Linked DNA regions of Homo sapiens: regions 1, 2, 4, 5 and 6 are each linked to region 3. A link is a loop called in an ENCODE intact Hi-C map of the cell type or tissue named here. Cell type or tissue: endothelial cell of umbilical vein. All regions are shown on one strand.

What was found. Hi-C counts contacts between places; a loop is a spot of excess contacts. Peaks named below come from ENCODE experiments on the same cell type or tissue, not always from the same donor. Only the 100,000 strongest peaks of a DNase experiment are listed, where the experiment ranks them.
Region 1: a loop joins it to region 3, with 13 times the contacts of the local background. A loop is called at or near these places in 16 of 110 quality-filtered maps.
Region 2: it touches region 3 in a loop (3-fold over the local background); 5 of 110 quality-filtered maps call a loop at or near these places.
Region 4: it touches region 3 in a loop (10-fold over the local background); 8 of 110 quality-filtered maps call a loop at or near these places.
Region 5: a loop joins it to region 3, with 14 times the contacts of the local background. A loop is called at or near these places in 39 of 110 quality-filtered maps.
Region 6: a loop joins it to region 3, with 14 times the contacts of the local background. A loop is called at or near these places in 44 of 110 quality-filtered maps.

Annotation. Positions count from the first base shown.
Region 1 is chr12:88,632,027-88,637,026 of GRCh38, forward strand. No RefSeq gene overlaps it. Among named protein-coding and RNA genes, the nearest start is that of KITLG, 54 kb to the left of the region's middle. In endothelial cell of umbilical vein, no CTCF peak of the experiment used is centred here; a DNase peak (open chromatin) is centred at 2,215.
Region 2 is chr12:88,923,166-88,928,165 of GRCh38, forward strand. No RefSeq gene overlaps it. Among named protein-coding and RNA genes, the nearest start is that of LINC02458, 94 kb to the right of the region's middle. In endothelial cell of umbilical vein, no CTCF peak of the experiment used is centred here; a DNase peak (open chromatin) is centred at 2,976; H3K27ac peaks cover 1,965 bases.
Region 3 is chr12:88,990,796-88,995,795 of GRCh38, forward strand. No RefSeq gene overlaps it. Among named protein-coding and RNA genes, the nearest start is that of LINC02458, 26 kb to the right of the region's middle. In endothelial cell of umbilical vein, a CTCF peak has its summit at 3,074; a DNase peak (open chromatin) is centred at 3,036.
Region 4 is chr12:88,895,309-88,900,308 of GRCh38, forward strand. No RefSeq gene overlaps it. Among named protein-coding and RNA genes, the nearest start is that of LINC02458, 120 kb to the right of the region's middle. In endothelial cell of umbilical vein, no CTCF peak of the experiment used is centred here; DNase peaks (open chromatin) are centred at 1,843 and 2,613; H3K27ac peaks cover 3,709 bases.
Region 5 is chr12:88,108,963-88,113,962 of GRCh38, forward strand. CEP290 (centrosomal protein 290) reads right to left here. Exons shown (of 54, transcript NM_025114.4): 21 at 2,732-2,896; 22 at 2,240-2,389; 23 at 104-219. Among named protein-coding and RNA genes, the nearest start is that of CEP290, 31 kb to the right of the region's middle. In endothelial cell of umbilical vein, no CTCF peak of the experiment used is centred here; a DNase peak (open chromatin) is centred at 2,339; H3K27ac peaks cover 376 bases.
Region 6 is chr12:88,151,574-88,156,573 of GRCh38, forward strand. TMTC3 (transmembrane O-mannosyltransferase targeting cadherins 3) reads left to right here. Exons shown (of 14, transcript NM_181783.4): 3 at 1,718-1,936; 4 at 2,715-2,814. Among named protein-coding and RNA genes, the nearest start is that of TMTC3, 12 kb to the left of the region's middle. In endothelial cell of umbilical vein, no CTCF peak of the experiment used is centred here; a DNase peak (open chromatin) is centred at 2,578.

The DNA.
Region 1 (5,000 bases), 360 kb before region 3:
AATGAAAAAGGAAGAGTGGCAAATAATTCATTTTTTATTTTGAGAAATACAATGAATAGCATTATTAACTAACAGTATTAATACTAATATAAAACTATATAATATATAACTATATTACATATATTACATATATCAAATTATATAAACTAACATTAAATAATAGTAATTTTAATTTATTATTATTATTTTTAAAGGTGGGGTTTTACTATGTTGCCCAGGCTGGTCTCCAATTCCTGGCCTCAAGCAATCCTTCTGCCTTCGCCTCCCAAAGTTCTGGGATTATAGGTGTGAGCCACCCCACATAATACTAGTATTAGTCAGTATTAGTATTAGTCAGTATTATTAACTAATCTAAGAAAGATGGAAAGATACATTTTGGAAGAATCAAAAATAGTCGGTTTTGGAAAAAGAAACATTTTATTGGGAAGGGCATGGACACAGTTTCAATCTTGGCTCTCTGCTTTATTACTTATCAGCTATGAGAAACTTGGGCAAGCTCTTTAACCTCTTGGATTTTCCTTTTCTTCTTTTAAAACAGGGAAAATTATATTTACTTTGTATATTTGTTGAAAGGATTAAATGACAAAATGTATGCAAAGTGACCAGCACTTTCCTGAAGTATCAGAAGCACTCAGTAAATGTTATTTTCACTTCTAACTTCTCCCTCTTTTGAATTTGAGAAGCAGTAAAGATCCAAGATGTCCATTCAGACAGTAGAGTTGGTGAAAAAAAAAAAAAAGGAAAACTCAGTCAAAGGAGGGACTCAACCAAAAGGTTCCAGATAATTTTTCAAAATTAGGGCATAATTGATTCAAAGTTCTAAATATACATAAATTCTTCTTTGGGATCATATTTAAATGTAAAATTATAGCATCCAATAAGTGTTTAGTGTGACCAAGTCCAGAGAAAGGTAATTTGACTATAATTACTACTCTCATTATTACTTTATCTGTAGTTAGGATTTTTAAATCTTGATCTCTGTAGCTACTTTAGAAATATATACAGAACAGCTTATTTCTGTGGGTGTATGTGTCCAGTTAAGGCAAAATTCATCTAAGGAGTGTTAAAGAAACCAGAGCCACTAATATTAGCCAGAGTAGGAAATGGATTCTAGAAAGTAAATGTGTTCTAAGAGGAGCACATCCAAGATGAGATATAGTTGTGATTGTTTTCTGTTGTGGTAAGATACTGGAACGGAGGAAGGAGGGGATGATAGCATAACCAATATCCAACTGGAAGTTGATAGTGATTTGCAGAGTGAATAAATAGACATGTTTTATTGAGCATTTTGAAATAAGTATATTTTGGACCATACTGTTCTTCTAAGTCATTATTCACTTATGATTTTTTATGTTACAAATTCAAAAAATAATTTTTTCCCATAGAATGTCTGAATATTCTACAGATGACTCAATGCCAGGTTAAATCGGAATAAAGATTTGAAAAACTTTTACCCTTTTTTCTCTTTACTTCCTACCACAAGAGGGCATATATCTCATCTTCTCTTAGAAATTAACAGAAGATATGTAGAATGTGGGTTATTTTCAATCTATTCAGTTGTCTATTCTTTCCTGAGATCTGATTGACAGAAAAGAAGATTCCCTACCACCTCATGGTTGCCTTCAGAAGGAAAAAGTTCTATTTCTAAAAATTCACATTTAGTATAATAAATTTACCTAGTACCATCTAGAGATTTTTTTTCAACCTGTATCAACCCTCTGTATCAAGCAAAGAAGATGAAAAAGATGCCTTTACCATCTCTTCTATCAAATACTTTAGTATCATGTAGTGGTAAACCACCTAAGCGTCAGGCAATGCTGTCTTTCTACTATTCTGCAGTTTGATCAATAAAATGATGTTCACTCTTCCCATAGAGCATCAAGGTTTCACCTGTTATGAGAAAACGGGATCATAACCTTCCCTCCAAACTGGGAAGGAGCTGAGAGACCAAAGAATGGTGCAGACAAGTCCAGCTTGGCAAGTAGGTGAATTTATTAGGACTTACATGTGGGGCACCCCCAGGTGGTAGCAGGACAGCTCTGAAGATCTGCCCCATTTCTCATCTCTAAGCTGCTTTTAAGCAATTTTCTGGCTCTTTGCCTACTGTATATGTATGTGCAATTAAACTGTTTTCCTTGGTATGTTCCCAGCTATGCTCTGGGATGTTTGGGTTCTCAGGGACAGCTGCTGTTTGGCTGGGCACCGTGGCCTTGGCTCACCTCCCAGTATCATGGCCTTGCTCACTTCCCAATATTCAAGGTTCAAGCAGCAGATATACACCCTTAAGTAACCTGGTGGGGGACCCATAACACTGCAATCTACCTTATACCTTAGCTCTTATATTCTTTCTATCAATCTTGTACAAGAGTCCCTGAGTTGGGTGTGAGGGGAAGAAGTATACAGCCCTATAAGGTATAGCCATGGCTTGTGCATACAGGAAACATCTACAGTATACACAACAGAATAAAAACCAGAAGCTAATGACAATTATGATACCTATTAGCAAAACATAACTGCAGTGAGTAGGTAAGGTGTATAACCAATTTGCGAGTGAGTCAAAGAAACCTAATTGGGCTATATCATGGGTTTGAATTGACAAATGATTTAAAGCATTTGTGACATTACTTTCTTCATCAGGGACATAGGTGCAACAGGTAGCACCTATAAGGGTGCATGTTGTTGGGTCTCTGTCATGTTGGCAATTGATCCAGGTCGATGCAATCTCCAATGAGTCTGGGTTGCATTATCTGTGCTGTTGAACAAGCCACTCTAGTTTTATTGTGAGAAAGGCAGAATTTTCCAACGCATACCATTACCATCTGACAGGGTAGGTATTCACATTCCCAACAATCGGACTGGTTGCTGACTGCAGCTGTAGTTGCAGCCCAGTACAGGAAGACATTACCAGCTGCCATGGGTAGCAGGAACAGCAGCCTATGGGCATAAACACAGGTGTTTAATAGGGCCCTTCGTGGATGTATCCACTCATTGTAGCATTACTATTGTTGTATTTCTTCCCATTGGTCCTATTAGGAGGCTGACACAGGCTTCAGGCCTGGCTTACAGTACCACACACAGGCAGAGCCTCCCCAGTGATGAATATTACCCACTAGCATTGTACATTTGTTAGAACTGATGAACCTACATTGACACATCATTATCATCTAAAGTCCATAGTTTACATTAGGGTTCACTTTTGGTGTGATATATTTTATGTCTCTGGACAAATGTATAATGACATGTATCCACTCTTATAGTATTAGACTGAGTAGTTCACTGTTCTAAAAATCCTGTGCTCCACCTATTCATTCCTCCCTTCCATACTAAACCATGGCAAGTACTGATCCTTGGACTCCATAGCTTTGCCTCTTCCAGGACGTCATATACTTGGAATTTTATGGTATGTAATATGTTCAGATTGGCTTTTTCACTAAATAATATACATTTATGCTTCCTCCATGTCTTTTCATGGCTTGATAACACATTTCTTTTTAGTGCCGTGTTATATTATACTGTCTGATGTACCAGTTCATTCATTCATACACTGAACAAGTTTTGGCAATCATGAATAAGACTGCTATAAACAACCATGTGCAGGTTTTTATGTGAACATAACTTTTCAATTCCTTTGGGTAAATATCAGGGAACAAAATTGTTGGATTGTATGCTGCGAGTATGTTTTAATTTTGTAAGAAACTAACAAACTGTCTTAAAAAGTGGATGTATCATTTTGCATTCCCATCAGCAATGAATGAGAGCTCCTGTTGCTTCACAATTTCATCAGCATTTGGTAGTGTCAGTGTTCTGATTTTGACCATCCTAATAGGTCTGTAAGTGCAGCTAGAATCTTTTTTTTTTGCATTTGGATGTCCAGTTGCTCCAGAACCATTTCTTGAAAAACACTATCTTTCTCTTTTGTATTGCCTTTGTTCATTTGTCAAAGATCAGTTGACCATATTTATGTGGGTCTGTTGCTGGGTTTTCTGTTCTATTCTCTTGATCTATTTGTTTATTCTTTCATGAGTACCACACTGTCTTTGTTACTGTAATTTTACAGTAAGTCTTGAAGTTGGGTAGTGTTAGTCCTCCAACTTTGTTCTTTTCCTTCACTTTTATGTTTGCTGTTCTGGATCTTTTGCCTCTCCCTATACATTTTAGAAGCAGTTTGTCAATAGCCACAAAATAGCTTGCTGAGATTTTGATTATGGTTATATTAAATCTACAGTTTTAGAAGATTTTGTTGCTTCTTTTGGATTTTATGCATAGACAGCCATGTTATATGCAAAAACAGTTTTATTTCTTCTTTCCCAATCTGTGTACATTTTAATTTCTTTGCATGTCTTATTGCATTAACAAGAACTTCCAGTATAATTTTGAAAAGTAGTGGTGAAAGGGAACATTCTTGCATGCTTCCTGATCTTGGAAAAACTTAGAGTTTCTCACCATTAAGTATAATGCTAGCTGTAAGTTTTTTTAGGTGCTCTTTACCAAGTTGAGAAAGTTCTCCTCTCTTCCTAGTTTGCTGACAGTTTTTATCATGAATGAATGTTAGATTTTGTCAAGCACATTTTCTGTGTTTAATAATATTATCATATTCTTTTTACTTCTTTAGATTGTTGATATGATAGGTTATATTAATTAATTTTCAAATGTCAATCCAGTCCAGTCGTGAATACCTGCAGTAAATCCACTTGGTCATGGTGTATAATTTTTAAAATTGTTTTTGGTTTTAATTTCTTAATATTTTATTGAGAATATTTATATCCATGTTCATGAGAGATATTTCAATGCTGTTTTCCTTTCTTGTAATGCCCTTATCTAGTTTTGATATGATAATATTGGTCTTAAGAAATGAGTAAGGAAGTGTTTCACCTGCTTCTCTTTTTTTTTGAAGAGATTGTAGAGAATTTGTATATTTTCTTCCTTAAATGTTTGGTAGAACTTACCAGAGAAATCAGCCTTGCTTTATTTTTTTGCAGTGTTATTGATTATTATTTTAA
Region 2 (5,000 bases), 68 kb before region 3:
AAACAGATTTAAAAATAAAACACACAAATATGTAATATGTATAAAAATTCAAGACAATGTAAACCACTTTCATATAAACATTTGCTGCCAGTCTCACTTGTTTAAACTCAGACCTCAACAGAAAATGTCTCCTGCCACATCTGTGCCTACGTCTGAACTTCACTGTAATGCGTCCTTGGTTTTGAAGATGATTCCTTTGCATATTTACTTGATATTTCTACTCGTATGAAACCCCCAATTGTTTACATAGCTATAAATGACAGTGACAGTGAAGTGGATGACTGGGGCAATTAATCAGAAATTTAGGGAAATATAGTGACATGTTTTATCCAAGAAAATAAATGTAATTCTTTACTTAATGTGAATGAGGACTAAGCTTTTTTTTTTCAAATGAGCAGCAAACAGTAGCATATGGTAAGCTGTATTTTTGTTTGCAATATTCATCTCTTTCTCTGTTAGATCGAATATATCAGCCCGATGCTGTCTTCCATGTAGTTTTCATATATTTCTCTGCCTTTTTGACTTTGAGCTTGGCCATGAGACTTTCCTTGTCAATAGCCTGTGAGAAGACATGCTGTTCACCACAACTGAGCATGAGTTTTGGAGACATCATGTGATTCTACCAGCTCTGTTGCTCTTCCCTCCTTGCTATGACAATGGCATGTTCCACAAAGGGGCTGAAATAAGAAGACATGCGGTGCTGAGCCCAGCAGAGCCAAACAAAGTCACGGCAGCTGCAGCCAACCCATAAATCCTGACATATCACTTGTCCAAAAAAATCAAAGTTTGTTTTTGTGAACCACTGAGATTTGGGGGCTATTTGTCACTGCAGGAAAGGTAACTAATAGATAGGAATTTACTGAAAATAAAAGAGCAGTATTATGTTGCTTCCAAAAGTGGGAAAACTAGCCTACTCCCCAATGTTATATGAAATTTTACTCTTGGGTCCCAAACGAGCACTCCCTGTACCCAGAGTTTCAAAGAAATTACTTCAGTTCGTCTCTCTATCAGGACTTTATGTCACTTCAAGAAGACACTGGATTTACTTCCTCCCTTGTTCTCAAATGACAGTGTTCAAAAATCAAAACCAAAACAAACAAACAAAAACCTCCACCTTTTACCTCTTGCCAAAAAATACCAGTGCGTATGAATTTATGCAAGTAGATACCAGAAGTGGTCACCAGGCCACTAGTCTTGCAAACTGCCACATTCTGAAACTCATCCAAATACAAGCTAGGGCACCGTGTTCTATCCTCTTTTTATAGATGAGGAAACTGAATCCCCAAGTGATTACCGTGGTAAGTTTCCAAGGCCACTGCTGTAAGACCTTCAAATTCATGTGTTGAAACCCTACCCCCAGTATGTAAGAATATGACTATATGAAGATAGTGCCTTTAAAAAGGTGACTTCATGAAAATGAGACAGTTAAGGTGAGCCCTAATTCAATCTAACAGTTGTCTTTATAAGAAGAAGAAATTTGAACACAAAATGAGAAACCAGAGAAAGACCATGGGAGGACACAGCAAGAAGGTGGCCATCCCCAAGCAAAGGAGAGAAACCTCCAAAGCAACCAAACCTGCTGACACTTTGATCTTGAACTTCTAGCCTCTAGAACTGTGAGAAAATACATTTTGCTGTTTATGTCACTCGATGTGTAGTATTTTGTTATGGTAGCCTCAGCAAACTAATACAGTCAATAAATTTTAAGTAGATAAATTTTAAATTTAGTCTACAGAACACCAAAGCTTAATTATCTCCACAAACAGTAATTGCCTGCCTCTTCTTAACTAATATTGGCTTATTACTTGTGTTTATTTATGTAGAGGTAGGAGCCTACTGATAATAATAGTTAAGCAGCATTTATTGAGCACTTGCTATGTGTTACAGTGTGAAGAGTTTTGCCTGCAAACAGGCTGGATCAGATTATGAGAAATGGGTAAGCTGCTAAGAAAAGGAAGTCAACTGCCTTTCCAAGTCCTACTCACAATTCCAGATTCAGTTCTACTTCCATTCAGAAAAATTCACTGACTCTAACAGGGATACTCCACCTAAGATTTCCTATGGAGTCCTGTGTTTCTTCCTATGGTGATTCTTATTGAATTTTTTAATTGCTTATACCTGTTTCCATACTGGACACTAATTTTTTAGGTATCAAAAACTGTGTTTTCACTTCTTCATTCTCACCACCTTGCAGAGTACCTGGTACTTTATAAGCATTAAATATTTTTTGTTGTTGTTCTTGAATTGCTGCATTGTAGCTCTTTGTTACCATTTGTTACTAAAGAAAATTGGCAATAAAAGATGATTTCACTGACTTGAATTTTTTTTTAATTAAATGCATCCACCTAGAATGAGTAAAATCTTCCTCTTTTATTCAAAGGAGTAGGGCCCATTTCAATCAGTGCCAAATACTTTTGAGCAATATTGAGGAAATATTTTTAAGAACTACAAAATCTTATGAGTCAGACAGAGAAAAGTAATCTATTTTCATTATATTTTTGCCACATGCAAAGACTTTTGTTATAACACTTTAACTTTCATTTAAAAATCTATCATCACCACTGTAAGTTAGGAAGCAAGGAGTGGTAATGACAGAATTTTAATTTTTTTTCATGGGCTAACATAGCTTAATATATAGATAATCATGCTTGGATAAATACTTGATGAAAGAATGATTGAAGATAAATATCAAATATTTCCTTGCGTCTACTTTGGTACCATAATCCTCTCCAGTGATCTCTCTATTTCTTTACTTTTCTTCACAAAAGATCTTTTTAAGTAAGTTGCCACTTTCACTGTCTCCACTCAACCACTGCCAATTTGTTTTTTCCCCACCCCAGGTAGACTTCCAGTCTCACCCCTGCACGGATATCTCTCCCATGAGGTCATCAGTGACTCCATGTTGTCTAATCCAAGGAATATTTTTCTGCCCTCATCTCTCTTAACTTTCCAATGGCTTTTGACACAATTAACTACTCCACCTTTCTTGAAATATCTTTTATCGTAGTCCTATCTCTTCTGGTTGCCAGTAACAGGAACATGACTCAAACCAACTTATGTAAACACAAAAGGAATTTATTGGCTCTTTTATCCAGGAAGTTCAAGGAATGGTGCTAGTTTAAGGCATCATTGGCTCTAGAGGTTCAAACACATATTATCAGAAACTTATTTATTTTTCTCTACCTCTCAGCTTACATTTCTGCTGTTATCTCAGTTTTTAGGCAGGTAAACCTCACATGGTAACAAAGATGGCTATTGACAGTTCTAGACTTTTATCAATCATCCTTGTCTTTCCTGGTCTTAGTAAACTCAAACACACACACACACACACACACACACACACACACACCACATGCCTCTTTCCTGTGAGTATCAGTGGGAGTAGTGAGAAGGCTTTAATTGAGCAAGTCTCATACCATGCCCAACTGAGAGCAGAGACTTGGGGAGGGTCTTGTGTGTTGGGAGAGAATCAGCTCCACTTAAACTGTATGGATTAAGATTTAAGAAAATACACTCATCTTACACAAAAAGAAAACACACATAGGTACTATAGCTTCTGTAACACTCCTCTCTCTTCTATTGTCCTTGTCTGCTCTTTTTCAGCCTCCTTTGCTGTCTTCAACTCTAAGTGTTGGAGTAACTGAGCTTTGTGCTGGGTCATCTTTTGTTTTCTGCTCACTCTCTCTTCCTCACTGTTGTCTAAAACGCTTCTAAATCCACAGTTTACATCTACTTGTGAAGCTGCTGACTTCCCATGTTTATAGCTACAGAAGCAACTTCCCCCGAGTGCCTTCTAACTGCTTATTTGAAATAAGCAGTCAGATTTCCACATGAATATCTATATGCATTTCAAATTTATAATAGTGTTCTTGTTTTCCGCCCAAACCTATTATTTTCCTGAGTCTTTAATATCTCTTTAAATGGTGCCAGCATCCATCAGTTGCTTAATCCAAAAATGCAGAAAACAACCTTGTATTCTATTTTTCTCTCAATTCCCATATCTAATTCACCAGCAAATTACACGATTTATGACACCAAAATATATCTCAAATCCATCTTTTCATCCGTTCACCAACACTGCCATCACCCTGTCTAAGCCACCCTAGTCTATCACTCAGATAACAGCAATAGCCTATTAAATTAAATTGCCTTCTTGCTTTTACTCTTCCCCTTCACTATTCCAGTTTTGTACTGAGCAATTGAAGTGATCTTTCTGTCATCTCTTACTTCATCTTTTTAAAGTTTTATTCACTATATTACAGCCATGCTGGTCTCTTTTCTGTTTCTTCAATAGGCCAAGCCATTTTTTTTTCCTCAAAATCTTTGCATTTGCTCTTTCCACAGCAAAGAATGCTCTTCTCCCAGTCTCTGTACTTTTCAGTTCTTATCTTAAATAGTCTGTCTTTAGAAGGGCCTTTCTTTACCACCTGTCTTGGTCATCTTGGACTGCCATAACAAAATACCATAAACTAGGTGGCTTATCATCAACAGGAATTTATTTCTCACAGTTGTAGGGGCGGGAAAGTTTAATACCAAGATGCCACCAGATTTGGTGTCTGCTCTGGTAAGTACCCACTTCTTGATTCGCAGGCAGCAGTCTTCTTGCTATGTCTGCACATGGAAGAAAGAGTGAAGGAGCTCTCTAAAGTCTCTTTTATCAGGGCACTAATCCTATTTATGAAGGCTCTGCCCTTATGACCAAATCACCTCACTAAGGCCTCACCTCCAAATACCATCACATTGGGGATTGGGTTTCAGCATATTAATTTGAGGGGCGCATAAACATTCAGTCTACAGGACCACTCTATGTAAGTTTATTTTCTCCTTAACTTACTTAATTCATCACCCACTGGAAAGAATGCAAGCTCCCTGAGCATAGAGACTTTTAACTGTTTTGTGTATCACTAAATTGTCAAAACCTACAACAGTGCTTAGGCATTAAAAATCTATTTGAATGAGTGAAGATCCCCATTTATTCGCTTCATGGCATTTGTTAACAA
Region 3 (5,000 bases):
AGTATGGAGGATCCACTTCTAAGAGCTCTCACTCACGTGGCTGACAAGTCAGTGTTGGTTGCTGGCTGTTGGCTGTGACCTCAATGAAGGCTGAGAGATGGGGCCTTGGTTCTTCTCCATGCGGGTCTGTCTATATGAGCGGCTTGGGCTTCCCCACAGCATAGTGCTTGGTTCCAAGCATAAGAACAACTGTATTGTCTTTTATGACCTACCTTCAGAAATTCCTCAGTGCCACTTAAACCTGAGTGCAAAATCTGCTCCAATTTAAGAGTATGGAACATAGATCTTGCCTCTTAATGTGAAGAGTGTCAAAGTCATGTTGTAATAACATGTTGGATGGAAGATATGGTGGTAGTCATTTTTTGAAAAATAGAATCTGTCAAAAGAGGTAAAGACTTTTCTCAAATACAGTCACATAGACACACAGATAGCTTATAGCTTTCACTGCACAACCTCAGCCATGGATCAAAAGAAAAAAACAGAACACAGAAAAACACTTGTCCAGGTATCGGAAGTTCTTCTCCTTCCCAGAGGAACTAAAACATTTTCTCATATAATTGGAGTTCACAGATAATCAACCAAACAGAAAAGGCTAACAAACAAGATTCTCTGTCCTCTCCTTCCACCACCCAACTGAGAGCTCTAAAAGATTAGACCATAAAACCAGATTTCTCATCATTCCTGACACCAGTGCTTCTGAACTACTAAGAGTAATTTTTACCTTGCATGAGTAAAAGTTGCCTTAAGTACATTCTCCGAAAAATAGTGTATTTGAATTTCACAATTTAGCCCAATTTTCACAAATGATATTTTGTAACAAGAATCGAGTCTCAGCAAATATGATTTTCAAACTAAAATCTATAGTCAATACAAGACAAATATCTAGTTAATGAAAAGCTAACAAGAAATAATATCGATTCATTTAAAATTTTTCTTCCATCTTTATAGTCATTGATAAGCCTTTAGCAGTGGAGTGCAACGGTTGGAGTTTGGGTATGAATTCAAATACTAGCTCTACTCCATAGTAGTTATGTGTTTTTGGGCTCCTCTCTCGTCCTTGGGTTCATCATGGGCAAAATGGAAATAATAATTATACCTTATAGGCTCACATGACTATTAAATAGATCAACTTAGTAAAACACTAATCATGGTGCCCAGTGCAAAGTAAACCCAATAAATGCCTGACACTATTGTTACTATAACTATTACAATATTATAGTAATATAATATGTAATATATAATGACATATCATATGTATTATATAATATACACTAACAAATGTATATATACTAGCAATATTTATATTATATAGATATGTGGTACAGATTTATGTTATAGAGATATATAGTACTATGTATTAATAGTTATGTGTATAATACAGATTATACTATTAATATAACAAATATAGTATACTATTATATATACTATATATTATAGTATATTATATACACTATATATTATAGTATATTATTATATACACTATATATTATAGTATATTATATACACTATATATTATAGTATATTATATACACTATATATTATAGTATATTATTATATACACTATATTATAGTATATTATTGTATACACTATATATTATAGTATATTATTATATACACTATATATTATAGTATATTATTATATACACTATATATTATAGTATATTATTATATACACTATATGTTATAGTATATTATTATATATACTATATATGATAGTATTTATAGAATTACATATAGTGTAAATGTAGTTTTATATGCTATATACATAACACCATATATGTACTATATATAAAAATATATATTGGCCTGTGTGGTGGCTCACGCCTGTAATCCCAACACTTTGGAAGGCCGAGGCGGGTGGATCACAAGGTCAGGAGTTTGAGACCAGCCTGACCAATATGGTGAAACCCCGTCTCTACTAAAAATACAAAAATTAGCTGGGCATGGTGGTACACGCCTGTAGTCCCAGCTACTCAGGAGGCTGAGGCAGGAGAATCACTTGAACCCGGGAGGCGGAGGTTGCAGTGAGCCGAGATCATGCCACTGCACTGCAGCCTGGGTGACAGAGTGAGACTCCGTCTCTCTATCTCTCTATCTATCTATCTAATGCTATATATACTACACATATTACTGTAACTACAGTAATGTAACCATTACTATAAGGTAATGTGACACAAAAAAGGCTACCTGCCAATTTGACTCTATTTTAACTTCAATGGTCTGAGAATTAAAGTGATAATAATGAATCTCCACATACTTTCAATGTTTCAACTATAAATTTTAGAGAACACACATTCCCATCCAATAACATTCTTTTAATCCAAGCGTACATGTGGTACATTTAAGTTGTGCTTTTATGTGAATTTGAATTGCTTTTGGTTTCAAACTGCTTCAGAAAAACACAAGTCATTTTTGCTGCTAGGAGTTGAGGAATCCTTTATATCTGAAAACACGCATTGGGATAAAGCCCCTTATTTAATGTGTCTGTCATTCATTTGTTCCAGAAGTCAATTTGGGGTGTTAACATTTGCAACGCCATAAGTGCAAGAGTGAGCCCTTACCCCTACAGGCAGCTAAACATACAAGTATACGTCTAGCCCTTTCTTTTTGTAGTTTCCTCCTGCCCTTATGCCCAGAAAGGTGGACACTTGCATCCTCAAGTAAATGCAGCATTTTTCAAACTCTTCTCTTTGAAAACTATAGACTCCCATATGATAACTGCCTACCTAGGATCCATGGCCATTCAGGTGGATCCAAATGAAAGCTCCCTCATCTAAGGAAAATAGTTAATGTCTTCATATATTGCAACTCCATCAATAGCTTATCCAAAAATATCACCTTTATAATACAGAGCTCTGCTCTGGCTCTCTATACAAAGAACGCCCAGAATAAATATGATGATAACAGGAAAACAAAGACCAAACATTTTGAAGGCATAATGTCTTCTATTTTTCACATATGACCAACTAAACTAAGAGCACCTCAAACATCCTCATTTTCTGCTTAAGAAGAGTAACAAGAAGTACCCTCATTTTCTACACAAGAAGGACGACTAGTGGTCAAAAGACGTACTTTTCTCTTGATTTTCATGCCTTGAATCCATAGAATCATATTTTTGCAATTAAAATTGTAGATAACTTACTTTACATTTATTACTGTGGAGAACAAGGCCATGAAAAGAAGAAGTAAATTAATTACTCAAGGTTGCCTATTTAGTGATAGATGTAAGTCTCTTTCTAACATATAGCCCCTCTTAGGTCTAATTGTCTTTGGTTGTGAATATGCGGTGGGAAATAATTAGCTCAGATTCCTTTGGTGTTGTCCAGAAGAATTTGGTTCTTTGCGCAAACACAAACTGCAAACACTATGCTCGAAAACTGGGAATCTTATGATTCAGTCTTCCTAGAGAATTTAAGTAGGGGTTTGTCTTAGTTTCTGACTGTTTTGGTTTTTGGGGGTTTTTGTTTTTGTTTTTTTGAGATGAAGTTTTGCTTTTTTGCCCAGGCTGGAGTGCAGTGGTGCAATCTCAGCTCACTGCAACCTCTGCCTCCCGGGTTCAAGGGATTCTCCTGCCTCGGCTTCAGCCTCCCGAGTAGCTGGGATTACAGGCATCCGCCACCATGCCCAGCTAATTTTTTGTATTTTTAGTAGAGACGGGGTTTTACCATGTTGGTCAGGCTGGTCTCAAACTCCTGACCTCAGATGATCTGCCCACCTCGGCCTCCCAAAATTCTGGGGTTACAGGTGTGAGCCACCATGCCCGGCCAGTTTCTGACTGGTTTTGAAGCCTCCTGAAAAGAAGTAGGTGTTACAAATTTATTTTGGTTGATAAGTGTGCATTGAAACTTCTCCTACTGAGTTATTGCTGAGCAAGTAGATGGAAACTTGGAATGCTGTACCAAGAGTAAGCTCACCATCCTTCTATCCACATACCTAAACATCTCAAAAACCCAGTTGCCAAAGCCCTGCATTCCTTAGCCCATGACTAAATGTTAACACTCTTGCCTGATTATATGTGTCTAGAAATAAATATGCACCAACAAGTGCATAATTTTAACTAAATTTAATTGTGCTTTAGAAACTTGAAATAGCTAGTAGATAATGAGTGTGTCTGGAAGTGATTGTTTTAAATTCAGCGCTTAAGCAAAGATTTCTGAGAATCATCTAAGCATTTGCTTTTCATCACTCCATCAGTGTTTCTTAATTTTAACACAAAATGGGCTTGTGGGCAGAAGACTCCTACACAAGAGGGAAAAAAAACTCTTCCTAAACATGGCTAGTGTAACAACAACACCAGGACATTAAAGGAAGGAGAACTAAGAAATATTCTCTTGAAAGTGAACTGACTGAGCTGAATTTGTAGCCAAGCAATGTGCAGGAATGAAGTAATTCTGGTATTTCTGACCTCCTACTCAAAGATGTTCCAAATTTCACATTTTCTGGTGTACACAATGTCTCAATACTGCTCACAGTAACCATATCCTCTGATAAGACCAACACATGAAGAAGTTTTGGGGGATGAATTATTTATGATGAACTTCGAAGATTGCAGAATTTCACAAGTTTTAAGCAGACAAGAGGCAAAGAACCTCCTCAGGAAAAACAATCATATGTGAGTAAAATTCAATGGTTCAGACTACCTCTTCTATGAAAGTATTTTCTTGTACTCTCAATGGAAAGTGGTCTTTTTCTTATTTGAATAATCAATCTCAATCTCTACAAATTATCTTGAGTACATAAAGGGTGAATTCTGTGTCCCACATGAAGTTGTACAGGTGGTAAGTGGTAGTAGTATGTACTTACTGTCTTATTCAACACTGGTGAAGCACTTATGGTGTGCCATGAGCCATGCATGGTGCTGAAGTCACTAAGAAAGTAAAAGTCTAATAACAGAGCCAGATTTCTTAAATTCCAATACAATGGTGTGTGTATGTCGATAATGTATTATCCAAACATTTATTGATAAGAAAATAAGATGTCCCAGTTTGCCCACCTTACAC
Region 4 (5,000 bases), 95 kb before region 3:
CATGATAAATTTCACCTCAGAGTAAAAATCCAGGGAAAATTTAGCTAATATAAATTGATATGCCTCATTCCATTTATAAAGAGAATTATCACTACCAAGAACTACTGCAGTAAGTTTTATGTGCCACTGTAGTAACCATCCCTAATCAAGGCTTTCTGGTTCAAGCATCTTTCCAAATCACTTCATTTTTTAACCTTTGTTTTAATGATGCCATGGTGCCTATGGCTTTTATTATAAGTTACTTCAAATTCTTTTTGGAAAGTGGATTGATTATTAATAATAAAATCTATCCTGGATTCACTATCTCATAAAATCAATATTTATTTATTTTTAGTTATTGAGAGAACACCTCCAACAAGTGTAGTGTGAAGGTTTTCTAAATTAAATAATCCAAAAACCTTCTGCTTTAAAACAACAACAACAACAAAAACTTAGTAAAGCATATCCTGCCATGACAAGGGTTTCTTTCAGGAAGTTTACATTGTGGTCAAGGATTACGACTGCTCCTTTAGCATCTGGAATAGAACTTTGTGAGCTCCTCTTCCTCTTTTCTACAACATCACCATTAGTGATATTTAAGCACTTCCTATGTACCAGGGACTGAACCAGGAGCTTTGCTGCAAGCTTGTCTAATCCTCAAAACAAAGTTGAACCTGGTCCCAATAATGTACCTATTTTAGATGATGAATCTGAAACTTAAAAAAAGATTAAATATATTGCCCCCAATACATGGTTTTAAATAAATGCATAAACTTGTGCTGCTAGATATACAATTATTAGACTTAGCCCTGGCTGAGACTAGGAGAAACAATGTATGGAAATGCTTCTTCTCCAGATTCAGGGATAAAGTCTCCTCTGCTGCTCTCAGGAACTTGGGCTTTCCTGATCTCACTGGAAATCAGAAAAATGGCTTTGCTTTTGCCCTTTTACAGCAGGCAAACAGTTGAACCTAACACATTATATGGTTACCTTTCTTTAATCTGAGCTTTGACTTTTCTATTTACCTGTGTTACTTATGTTTAAAAATCTAAACGAAGGCTTAGAGAGTGGTAGATCCACTGAGCAAAGGATCAGGTAGATGCAGTTGACTGTCCCAAGGCCCTTAGGTTCCAAGTGGCAAGGGATCATAGGGAGCATTCACTCAGCTGACAAACTGACCACGCAATGTCCCCAAAATGGGTCTCTCACAGCCCTTTTTTTCTCTTACCGCATACGGAGAGGGAGCCATTGCCTACTTACCATGAGGCATATTTTTTACTATAGCCTTGAGGATGATATGTAATAGAGCATTTGACTCATATTTTTGACTATAGTGTTCCAAGATTAATTAATAAAACTGTTTATTGATCCAATATGTTTTATATGGAATTTACCAGCTTGGAAATCAGGAAACCTGGTACATAATCCTGGTACTTATTCTGGTGATGTCTGACTCCAGATAAGTCATTTAAGTGCTCTGTGCCCCAGCTTCTTAACTGTACGTGAGAGAATTTTGTTAGCTTGTTTTAAGGTCTCTCCCAACTCTGAAAATAAATGAAGTTACCAATCTCTATGATTTACTGTATCAAGCTACTCTTTACTGGGCTAAACTTTTATTCATGTAATCTCCTCTAATCTGGAAGAAAATAATTCAAAGTCAAGAGGCAAAAGTAAGAAAGTGCTTTTTTACAGCACAAGGATAAATTTAAGCATGATGTATTCTCACATGCTTCATCTAGTCATTCATGAGAGTTTTCTTTCATTGTTACTCATTTCCCTAATTGACTTTATATTTGACACACGGAGCATCTGATACACGGAGATGAGGTCAAAATAATCATTGATGAATTTCCTTTCAAAAATGTAAAAGTTGCTTCCTATTGTATGAGGAATTCCTATTCCTGAATGAGGTCATTTTTTCCTATTCCTATAGGAATTCCTATTCCTGAATGAGGTCATTTTTTCTAAGTTACCAGATTCCAACACACTGCATTTATTTATCTAAGATTTGTAATTATAGACTGCTCTCTAAACCTATAAATATTTAACATAATATTTCCTTACAGATGTTTTAGAAAAACAAATGTTTCCTTTCTCTAATTCCTCAATTCAGTGAATCAGCTCTGGGATGAGAAATTTCATCAGCACTTGCTACCAAGACCAGGGAAATCTTTGTTCTTAAAAAAGAAAAAAAATTCTGAACCTCAATTTACAATGTTTATTACTTTCCCTTCCCCACCAAAAGTAATTTTCTACTATTACTCATATTATTTTTTATCATATTATTATCCTATTTATCATATTATCTATCATATATTATTATCCTTTATTTTAATTCAATTTACACACAGCCATGCTTAGTCTAAGTTTTATGTTAACTTTTCTAGAGACATCCTGCCTACAGTTTTTTCCTTATTCCAAAAATGGCAATAAGCCAAGCCCCACTTTCTTCTAACTTAATTTTTCCAGACATCTTAATGGCTATGTCAGTTTCCTGTCATTGTTCTCCTATAGGATTTCCTTAGTCCCCTCCTGATGCCTTTGGCGGGTACACATTTATACTGAAATTGACAAAGGTAGGGAAAAGTCATTAACACTGTTCAGAGGAGAAGAGACTTATTCATTATGACATAACTAAGTTGAAAAGCACAGCTAATGGACTATTTTGGTAGCATGACTTGAGATGCAGAAGCCTTTCAGTCCCTGGAAACAGTTGCCTCTAAATGGCACTCCCAAGGTCAGGAAGGAAACATGACATCACTGAGGAGCAGCTGCCTCTGAGGTAGTGAAAAGGAGCTTCAAGAAGCTCCTGTGATTAAAGGTACATTAATCATGACCATCCAGTTGGCTAAAAGATAAGAAAAATACAAGGATTTAAGGGCAAATTTAGAAAAACTCCAAGAAAAAAAGAGTTTGAGTTTTGTTTTCATATTCAGTGAGCTCTTAACCTTGAAAGAATGTTTCTTAATAAGCATTATTGTATTTTCATTCTGTAAAGAAAATAAGTGATATCATTTTCTTCTCACCTGTGAGTTCAAAAGCAGTACAGTTTCTCCCTGCAGAGTCCAGTGTGAACATTTAGACACTTATTTCACATTTATCTGTGTTGATTTGGACAGGAAAGAGGAGATATTGAACATGAACATTTTGAACCACAATATTTTTAAAAAGCATATCATTATTGAAGAACCTCCACATAGTATTTAAGGAATCCAAAGAACCCAATGTTGAAACATGCTTGAAAACTATTACTTTTCCTAATGTTAAGAGCTTTACTCAATGCCAAAGCAGACAAAGTTTTGCTATCAGTCCCATTCCTTATAACAATCTAACTCTTTATTTTTATTTGGAAACTATACTGAGCTGGAATATGTTGTAAAATTAATGAATATTGTCAACAGTAATAATATGTATGTTAAATATTAATATATATGTTTATGAAATATGTTTAACTTTAGACTCATTTAAAATTGCATCTCTTGAGTGGAGTATCTTAGTTTCGTATTGCTCTGTTGCAAATTAACACAGACTTAGTAGCTTAAAACAACACAAGCTTATTCTCTTACATCCCAGAGATCAGAAGTCTAGAATCCAAGTGTCAGCAGGGCTACATTCCTTCTGGAGACTTCAGGGGAGAAGTCATTTTCTTGCCTTCTTCGATCTTTAAAGGCTGTCTTCATTTCTTGGCTCCTGACCCTTTGAGTCTGTCCTTACATATCTTGCTACTTTCTTTGATCTCCTACCCCTCTCTTATGAAGTTTGTAAGTATATCAGACCCACTGAGATGATTCAGGACAGTCTCTCAATCTCAGAATCTTCAATTTAATCCATCTGCAAAGTCCCTTTTGTCATATAAGGTAAGATTTATAAGTATAGGGAATTAGAATGTGAACATCTTTGAAGGACCATTTTCAGCCTACCGCAATATACTTTACAATACTCAACAATATACTTTACAAATCTTAGTCTTAGTGGAAGATGACAGTCAAAAGTCAATTAAAAGATATTTATAAGAAGTCAGACAAAGATTCTACATGTTAACAACATTCTAAAAGTGGAAATACTGGGAATTAATTACATATGTGACAGAAAAACATTGCAGCAATAAAACGTGAGTCCATCAACTTAAGAAGGATAAAATGGCAAAGGAATGTTGAATATAATTAATCTGATCTGGGATTAAATTGGAAATTATGGAACTTGTAATTGCAAGCTTTGAGTGAATAACCATAGATTTTTGTTTGTTAAAGTTTTAAAGAAAAAATGTCCATCAACAGATCAACAAATGAACAAATTATGATATATCTATACAATGGAATATTATTCAGCCATAAAAAGGAATGAAATACAAGCTAAAATACAAATAAACCTTGAAAATATTATGCTAAGTTAAAGACACCAGACGCAAAAGGTCAAATTCTGTATGATTTCTTATATATGAAATATCCAGAATAGGAAAATTCATAGAGACAAAAAACATATTACTGGTTGCCAGAAGATTGACAGAATGGAGAGTATGGAGGGATTACTTACTTTTTCCTCATTTAGAAAAAAGTGCAGCAGCAATTGCTCCTGGCACAGTACTCTCGGGGCAAATGGGAAAAAGGTAATGGATACAGAAATTATTTTAAAAGTTTTGAAACTAGAGCAATGTTATAGTTATACAACATTGTGAATACACTAAATGCTACTAAATTGTACACTTTAAGATGTTTAACTGTATGTTATATGAATTCCATCTCAATAAAAAAAGTTCTAAAGAAATCTCAACATGACAATGTTCTTAACAGTATTGTGTATATAATCAGTTCAATAGTAGGTTCTAGAAAAATCGGGAGAATTACAGAAATTAATCTCAAGAAGTGGTTTTTGAGATTAAAACCCTGGATCAGGTAATGAGTGACCTCTGTTCTGATTTCAACTACCAAAAATTAGCCATAAGACTCTAGGAAAAAATCACATGTCTGGACCCATTTACCCATACGTAAAATAAATTGAATAAATCAGATAATTTCTAACAT
Region 5 (5,000 bases), 880 kb before region 3:
AAGAAGAAGAAGGGAAGAACAAAACATAAATTATTCTTACGTTACTTTCACAATTAACAAGAATATACTGCAATTATATTTATAGTTTTGCTAATACCTATACCTTAGGTATTCTTTATACAACAAACTTTGTTGATGACGAATTACAGCAAATTTTCTGTTGTAATCTTCAAGAGAATCTTCTAAATTCTTTAACTTTTTTTCTTTATTTTCTAGTTCCTGAAAAGTGGTTTAGAAATAAGAATGCAAAAAAAAACACAATAGAATAAATGCTGAATTTGAAAGTATAAATTCATATTCTGACAACATTATAGGAAAGTTAAAAGTCACCAAATCTGTAAGCAACACAGATCATTTTTCCATGATATTTTGAACACTTTAGTTTAAGGCATAAAAAAAGAGTACTATACAACAGGTAAAGTTATTTTTAGCACACAAATTACCAGATTACAAAGTTTTATTAGATAGAATAGTTATAAACTCGCCTCTAGTCACTCGGCCACATACCCTCTCTTATGAACACATAATTTCATACCCTCACTCAAATTATCCTTTCCAATTATTTCATTTTAAAGATGAAATTGAAATTTAAATAACTTACTCAATATCCAAAAACTCATTAACACTACACTTGGCAATCATTTTTACCAAGTACATATGCTAGGCTTGTTGTCAGGTGCTTTCCATATACATGGATCCAACATTTGAGTTTGGGTCTGTCTGACTCCAAAGGTCTTGCCACGTTTATAGCTCTATACAGCCTTAGGATTGAGAGTCTAAGTACCTGTTTTGCCACTTTGGACAGCTTTTCAGACTCCCAGTTGGTACTCTCTAATCTACTACAAACTTCTGATATATTTCTTATACAAAGATTAAAAATCATGAATTTTATCTCAAAAAATACGACAATGCCATACTACCAATATTTGCTGATAGTGTTCCTATACCTCAGGTAAATAAGAGAAATAATAATGTTAAAATTATACATTTAAAAATAATAATATCACATACAAAGCAATATTCTAATAAGTAGTTAAGGCTGTCCTTAGACAACATAAAATAATAATAAAAATCCCAATATTGAGAAAAAGATGAATTACTGTAATTTCCAAAATAAAAATGAGTACTTAATAATTATAACTCAAGTATACTCACAAATGGATCACCTAGCAGAGAGAAATAGTGGCCCATATAATCAAAAATATATTTTCATTGATTCTGAACATATATTTGTAATTATATTTATAATGTATGTGATGTTATAGATAGTCAAATTTCAAATAAAATAATGAAAAGGATCTGTCATTAGGACATTCATAACGACCATTATATAGACAGCAAAACTGAGAAACCCAGGGCAGGTAGTATAGTAGAGTACCCTTTCCTCTTTGGTGGTAGATTAACATTTTATTGCGTAAAGGGAAGACAAAGATGAAGAATAATTTGGTTTAGAAGTTTTTGCTTATGGCTGTGTGCAGTGGCTCACGTCTGTAACCCTAGCACCTTGGGAGGCCAAGGCAGGCGAATCACTTGAGACCAGGAGTTTGAGACCAGCCTGGCCAATATGACGACACACCATCTCTACTAAAAAAAAATACAAAAATTAGCCAGGGATGCATGCCTGTAGTCCCAGCTACTCAGGAGGCTGAGGCATGAGAATCACTTAAACTCAGGAGGTGGAAGTTGCAGTGAGCCAAGATAGCGCAACTGCACTCCAGCCTGAGTGACAGAGTGAGGCTCTGTCTCAAAAAAAAAGTAGTTTTTACTTGTGAATGCAAAAAGGGGAACAATTCTATCATGACACTAAAAAGCCTTGACAGACTTTATTCTTTTGTTTTCCACCCAGCAAGAAATAAAAGTGCTCATTTACTTAACACTGCTTTATAATAGCTGCTTGTTGTTCTGCTTGTGAACCATATATTTCACATGAATGACAGGTGTGCGAACAAGATGTATGAACATGCTGCTCATGCAGATGAATGGAATGAATGGTATAAATTGCTTTTATTTATAATCCATCTAACATCAAAATCCATAAAAAATATATTTCACTGTTACTATTTTGAGAACTCAGGAATACATGAAGACTAAATATTGAGAAAAGTACTATCTGCATGCTTTGGTGATGGAAAAATTAAAATAAAGTAAAATAAAAATAAAAACATAAAGAAACATACTACCAATGATTTTTGTTATTCACATGTAAAATTTTCAATACCTGTAACAAAATTTTCAATACCTGTAACAAATGTATTAAATATTCATTCTGAGAATTAATGATACTGGCACTAGATGGTGCTATCCCATCAGGTAAGTCAATTCCTTTAAAAACAACATTTGATCCTTCTGATTGTCGTAAAAGACTAGTTTCTTTTTCAAGATGGTCTATCTGGAAAAAAAAATCCAGCAATGAGAATCACAACTCTTACACCCAAAGAAAGACAAATTGACAGATATGTGAATGCCCTGCCAGGAATTTTACCTCAACCATACTTCAGTTTCTGCTTAGAAATGCCTAGGTATGAGATTTAGAATTTTTGTATTCTTTTCAATCTTATAAGGCACTTATTTTCCACTTATAATTTTATAAGAGAAATCCAGTTTCTTAATATTGAAAGAATTAATTCAAGGGGCATTTTCTCATAAAGCATTCTTTTTAAAAAATTAAAAATTTCCTATTAAATCTACATTCTTATGTTTAGCATTTTCTTTTATTTAATAAAATTCTCACCTTTAAATTAGCTTTTGCCAACTGCTGTGAATAATTTATAGCCTCTTTCCGAGATTCCCTGAGCTCCTGTCTTAATTCTTCATTTCTTCCGGTAAGCTGATCAACTTGGGCTTTCAAATGCAGACTCGCATCAAAGATTCCTTCTGCATTCTTTGATTCTATAGCCTAGCAAATTTATATTATATATTAGAAATGTGGAGAAAAACAGTAAAATCATAGTAAAAAACAGTCTGTCTTTAAATAAAATGGACATTTAAGCATTTTCCTATTTTCATTGCCAAGCATGATAATAAAGTATGCCAATTCAAATTCTTATTTATGAATCTATAAAACTTTCATTTACATTACCAAGCATAGTAATTACTTCATTAAAACAATTAAAAAACACCTAGCTAATCTTAATAGACTGGTAGACTAGAAAAACAACCAGACGGGAATAAGATGACCAGGGTTCAAATTTTAATCAGTCACTTAACAGCTGGGCAAGTGACTTAAATTCTCTGTATCTTAGTTTTCTTGTCTCTAAAAGGGGAAAACAATGTGAGCTCTGCTCCCTACATGGGGTTTTTGTACAGTCAAAATGAGGTATTTTTCTCTGAAATTATATAGCACCTGCATTCAAAGCATGCGCAAAGGAATGGAATACAATATTGAACAATTGATCAATACAACATTCAATTAAGTGAATTTTTCAGTGCTTCCTCTCCACATAGTTGAAGCATAAATAAAAATAAAGGCAAGGTATCATAACATGATATTATCTAAGAATAATGAGTAAGCAAAAATAATATGTCAAATATTAAAATATTATCAGAGTGGCATCACTGGCCCGAAATCTCCAACAGTGGCATATCTAAGTATATACACACAATGCACACATCTAATAAATATATTTGGACTTTAGATGAACTGTATGGAAAAAACTGTTAAAGGCAAAGTAAGTCTTAAAAAGTGAAGGTAGAAGCCAAATAAGGTAAAATGAATAGAACCAAATGCAATCTCCTACTCAGGAAGGTGATCTGGGGTTTAACTCTAGGTAGTAGATTTGTAAAAGCCTTCCCCTGAAGGAGATTAGAGCAGGTCATGCAGAGTAATAACTTATACTAACTCAAAGAGGATATAAGGAAGATAAAAGTAGGTAGAGGAAGGTACTCTGACTGACAACAAGGTGGTCTAGTTAGTTGTCTCATTGAGGAATAGTGCCGTGTCTACATGGACTTTGGTAAAATGAGAATGAGTTAAGATAGCTGTTGGGGGCACTGAAAAATACCTTGTAGTAACAAAAAGTGAACTGAAGTGCATAATCCAGCATTGTCTGGTCTAAATTGTCATGGATTCTGAAGATTTCTTAGAGAAGTATTGCTAGGTGATTTGTGAATTTCAGATAGGGCCTATGAATCTGAAAAAACAATGACAATCCCGGATAAAAGTAAATGAAGTCTATGCAAACAGTGGCTTCAGGAAGGTCCAGAGATTGTCAACATAAATAGAAGTTAGGATTTCTTGGGCTATTCACTGTGTTTTCATTTGGTCACTAAGTAGAGCTGCCCTTGGAAAATTAAGTTTGATCTGGGACACAGTATCAGTAGTGGGCATCATCACGGACAAAAGATGTTCACATAAAAAAAGCATAAAGAATCATTTTAGACATTCAAAGTGGCAGAGGCAAAACAAAATCACCAATCAGAGAAGGAAAGTCAGTATGAGAAAGATATAATGGGAATCAAATTATTTTCTTGCCTCAGGAAGTTTTTAACATACCAGTATCACTCTCATTCTCTGTTAACAATTATAGTGTTATTTTAAAAAGTATCCAATTACTGATTAATCATGATTTTTTTAAAAAAACAATTCAATAAATAATAAGAATTTTTTTCCCATTTGAAATCAAGCACAAATTTGGGAAATAATATGACAATGTACGCTAAATATGTTCAGATAACATAAATGACATATACTTAAATATTAACAATCTAAAATGTGTATATTATTCAAGTTTATATACAGATACTGAATCCTGTGAAATTCTCAAGTCCCTATATGGTAAATATATATAGAATATTAGTGATGGCTAAATCTTTCTTGTAGCAATGAGTAAATCTTTAAACATTTAGAATAAAGCCATTTCATAATACTTCTGATGGCATAAGTTCCTAAGAGATCTACACTCCCATAAATAAAAAATGAATGAAAAAAAACTACCTAGATGTTCTAGAAAATGAACAAAAGCAAGCAGATTTTGGGAAAAAACCCCTCAAATACGGAAGAC
Region 6 (5,000 bases), 840 kb before region 3:
GAATAATTATGTTAATAATTGGTCTGTCTGTTAGTTGGTCATCACCTATAGTATATGTATGTCTAATAGTCCTAACTGAACAATTATGTATACTGCAATTCAAAATACATATTCCCTTCTACTTTCTGAGTACATCCTTTCACCTAGAATATATGTTCCATTGTAGCCACAGTGACATTTCAGGTACTCGAAGGGTTTCTAGAGTCCTTTTCTACTTTCTAGTACAAATCATGTCAGTTCAGTACAGTGCCTTAAAAATAGCTTTATATGCCTGAGATGAAATTTGAAGGATGTAAAGGAATTAGGCAAGCAGGAAAGAACATTCTAAGTAGATAGTACATTATGGAGTATATAGTCAGTACAGAGATACTAAAATGTTCCTAATTTCAAGATGAGAAAGATTTATTCTTTGTGTTTCCTAATGTTCCCTACTAAGGATGAACAGGCTTAAGTCTACTTGTGTGCCAGAAAGTTACAGCAAAATATGATAGGAAGTAGAAGAGCAAAGAAGCTGAATATGGATGCGTATATTAGTCTGTTTTGCGTTAGTATAAAGGAATACCTGGTAATTTATAAGGAAAATATGTTTATTTGGCATATGGATCTGCACACTGTACAAGCATGGCAACAGCGTCTTCTTGGCTTCTGGTGAGGCCTTGAAAGTTTTACTACCTGTAGAAGGTGAAGGGGGAGCAGGTGTATCACATGGTGAGAGGGGGAGCAAGAGGGAGGAGAGGAGGTTCCAGGCTCTTTTAAGCAACCAGCTTTCACATGAACTCATTACAGTGGGGAAGACACCAAACCATTCATAAAGGACCCAACCCCAATGACCCAAACATCTCCCACCAGGCCCAACCTTCAACATTTCAACCTCCTCATATTTCAGCATGAGATTTGGAGGGGACAAACATCCAAACTATGTCAATGCCCTTTGTATAAAACTACAAAAAATAACTTTATTAATATTTTATATATATTCGAACTGTGTGTTTTATTCTTAAATCTGGTTTGGTTTTGTGTTAGGGAAAGAAGTATTTCTGATTAAATGTAACTTATAATTTAAAAAGAGATTCAGTACTTTACATGAAATTTTATTTATTACCAAAGGAGAATACCACAAGAATGGTGTCTATTTGCATATTCTAAGAAAGTTTTTACTCTTGTATTACTCTCTGTAATTTGGGAATTCCTAGTTTAATATATTCAGATTTACACATTATGGAGATGTTTTTCATAAAACAGCTAGACAGTACCTTTTTGAGTCATCACTATTTTAATTGAACTGGTAAGCATTCTGTTCTTACATTTCCTTTTGAAGATCTAGCCAGTAGTTACATGAACTTTTGTATTGCTGATAGATATGGAGGCAGGCTTTGGAGAGAATCCTGTGCTCTAACTTGACCAATGCCGGCATTGTCTTTTTTTAAAATTGTTATATTGAAGAGGAATTAATTGTCAAATGTCCTTTTACTGTTAGTTCTCTGACCACTGTATATCCAGGAGGAAATTAACCTTGTTTGTGGCCTAAGGAAATAGAAAAACACAGATTATAAAACTGTATTTTATTTTTGTGTTACTCTTACGACATTTCATATTTTATTGTTATTTCTCAGTAAAATGTAGATATTAATATCTTTAATGGTAAATGCAGTGATGAGCTTTTGTACCCTGTTGGACCAAGGTACTTTAATAATCACTGATCGTTTTTTCCTTGTAGGAGAGAAGCCACAAGTCTTACCGTCCCTTAACAGTATTGACATTTCGCTTAAATTATTTGTTAAGTGAACTAAAACCAATGTCATATCATCTCCTGAATATGATTTTTCATGCTGTGGTTAGTGTGATATTTCTCAAAGTATGCAAACTTTTTCTGGACAACAAGAGTAGTGTGATTGCTTCTTTACTTTTTGCAGTGCACCCAATACACACAGAAGCAGTAAGTAAAACTATGAACTGACTTTTTTTCTTTTTCCTTTTTTACAAATCCTGCACAGTGATTATAATGGTATATATTTTTAAGAAAAAAAAAAATTAACCCTGACTTTAATCCAAATATTTGAAGACTCTTAAATTCGTACAGTTAATTCTTAACTTCCTAGTATGCAAAGTATAACTTCCTACTGTGTAAAATTTTTAAATTTAACATTTTTGAAACATAAACATTTTTCATTCAATAATATAAAATCTGTTTAGAAATATATACATGAATACAGTTCTTCGGTCACTTTTTTTAATGAACAAGATTTCTAAGGACTATTTAAAGTTTATTGTCTTTTTAAACTTTATTTTTCAGATTTATTATGAGATGTAACTTTTTGAATTTATGGTGCCTTTGTATATTAAGAACATTCGTATTTTAAGAAAATATGTAAGAAGTACTTAAGTTCTAGATATTCTACCATATTTACGTGGTTACCATTGGAGAAAGCTGGATAAAGAGTACGCAAGATCTCTCTTTACTAGTTTTGAAACTTCCTATAAGTCTTATTATTATTTCAAAATAAATTTAAAAAAGTATAAACTGTTAAGAGTCACTAATAAATGTCTATTTATGTAAGATTCACAAATTCACCACCTGAGGGCACCCAAAGAATGTTTAAGAAACAAATGTGCACTTGAAAAGTTACGGAAATTAAAGTATTTTTACCATTATATATAGTAATTTTTCAAGATATTCTTTATTAATATGAACCCCCTTCATTTTTCCTTTCTAGGTAACAGGAGTTGTTGGAAGAGCAGAACTTTTGTCATCTATCTTTTTTCTAGCAGCTTTTTTGTCATATACCAGATCAAAAGGACCAGACAATTCCATAAGTACATGTCTCACATTTGATTTTTTTTTAATAGTGCTAAAACTTGATTAAGGAATTTTTATTTACTCCAAGTGCTTCTTATAACACATTATATACCACATTTGGGATTTATCTTTATGTATTGTTTTACTTTAGCATATGTGAAAATATGAAATATGTAACATTGCTAGTATTTAGGAAGTTTGTGTATAATTTATATTTTTATCTTGAGCTAATAGATTTTATATGATCTAATTTTAAAAACCAAATAACCTTAGAATAGAAGAGTTTTAGAGTTAGTCCTAGTTCCATCTTCTGTTATCTATTAATGATATAGATTCCAGTATTTCAGTTGTCTTTGGATAAATAACACCTGGTAGACTGTCATATTGTTTAGGTAAGGTTAAAAGCCTCCTAGAATATAACTTTTATTGTGTGTTGATCATAGCTATTTATTGAGCTCCTACCTTGTGACCTACCCTGGAAAGTGCTTCGAATACATTAGCTCATTACTCTTAATGATTCCTGGCATTATCAGAAAACAAGTTCTAGGCAATAAAAATGATTTTTTTCAAGTGTGGGCACAGTGGGCACAAACCTTTAAGTTCTTGGGGAAGGGGCAGATTTTCTCACTGTAGTTCCAAGGTACTCATGACAAGAAGACTAGTTTTATGTGTGGAAACTGAGGTTCAAGAAACACATGATTTAGCCAAACATCTTAAGAGTGTTCTGGATTTGTAATAGTAGGTTTGCCTTTGCTGCTCTGCATAATGCCTTCTTAAAACAATTTGAGTGGCAGCATAGCATAGTACTTAAAAGCATGGACTAAAGAGTCTGGTTTCAAATTCTAGCTCCACTGTTTATTTACTAGTTCCATTCACCGTAACACATCAGGCAAATTAACCTCTCTGTGCTTAACATTTCTTTATCTGTTAAATGTGCATAATAATAGTCCCCTACCTGTGCAGTGCATCATGTAGTAGGAGGTACTTTTGTAACTAATATGGAATTGCAGACCAGTATCCTCTTTAAGTACCATCCTCACCAAAGCCTGAATGGTAAAGTTAGAAAATACTGTGGCCTACAGGATTATAATCAGGCTCTCAATTACCTGTCTAATCATATCTTCTGCCATTCTTGCCCTAGCTGTCTTCACTATAGCTAGATAGACCTTCTTGCTGTTCCCAAACAGGCAGAGCACCCACCTTTATACCTGCATTTCCCATTATTGAATTTTCTTCCCTTAGATCTTTATGTAGTAGTCTCATTTATACACTATTCTATATTATCAGGCCTCAGCTTAAGTATTTCTGTCTTAGAAAAGCCTTCCCTGTTCTAACTGAAATAGCTTTTCACCATATTATATCTTTTGTTCCAAATACTTGTACTTGGTGCTTTTTAATGATTTCTTATTCTTTACAATTCTAATATCTTGCTGTATTTCCTTAAGAATTACTTATTTGGGCTGGGTGCAGTGGTTCACGTCTGTAATCCCAGCACTTTGGGAGGCTGAGGTGGGCGGATCACATTGTCAGGAGTTTGAGACCAGCCTGGGCCATTGTGGTGAAATCCTGTCTCTACTAACAATACAAAAATTAGCCAGGCGTAGTGGCAGGCACCTGCAGTCCCACCTACCCGGAAGAATGAGGCAGGAGAATCGCTTGAACCTGGGAGGCGGAGGTAGCAGTGAGTCGAGATCACGCCACCGCACTCCAGCCTGGGAGACAGAATCCATCTCAAAACAAAAAAAAAGAATTATTTGAAATTCTTGGTCTGTCTCTTTAAGTAATTCTGATTTAGTAGTATATGTTATTATGTTTGTTCTCTCTGTTTTATGATTGTTGTATCCTTCAGATATTGAGTTGTTTTGGCTTGTGAGCTCAAGCACATGTTCTTCTAAAGTTATAAACTACTGTGCCTGTTAAAGGGAAAGGCCAGGGCCACTCTTTGTTCATCCTGTGAGTCTGAAGGGATGAAAGGAATTATAAACCAGGATATAAAGTTCCAGGTTCCGCAGAGCTGCTGTGGATCACTGTTGTTCCTACCAGTGCTACTAGGCACACTCTCTGTTTTCTTTAAGAGAATCAGCATTAAGAGGCCAGTCCACCATCCCTCTGCATTTAAATGGTAGCTCTGTAGAAGTTACTGCCTAGGAGTGATTGGTTGGTTTGTACCTTTTAAAAAATATCTACCTCTTACCCCATCAAG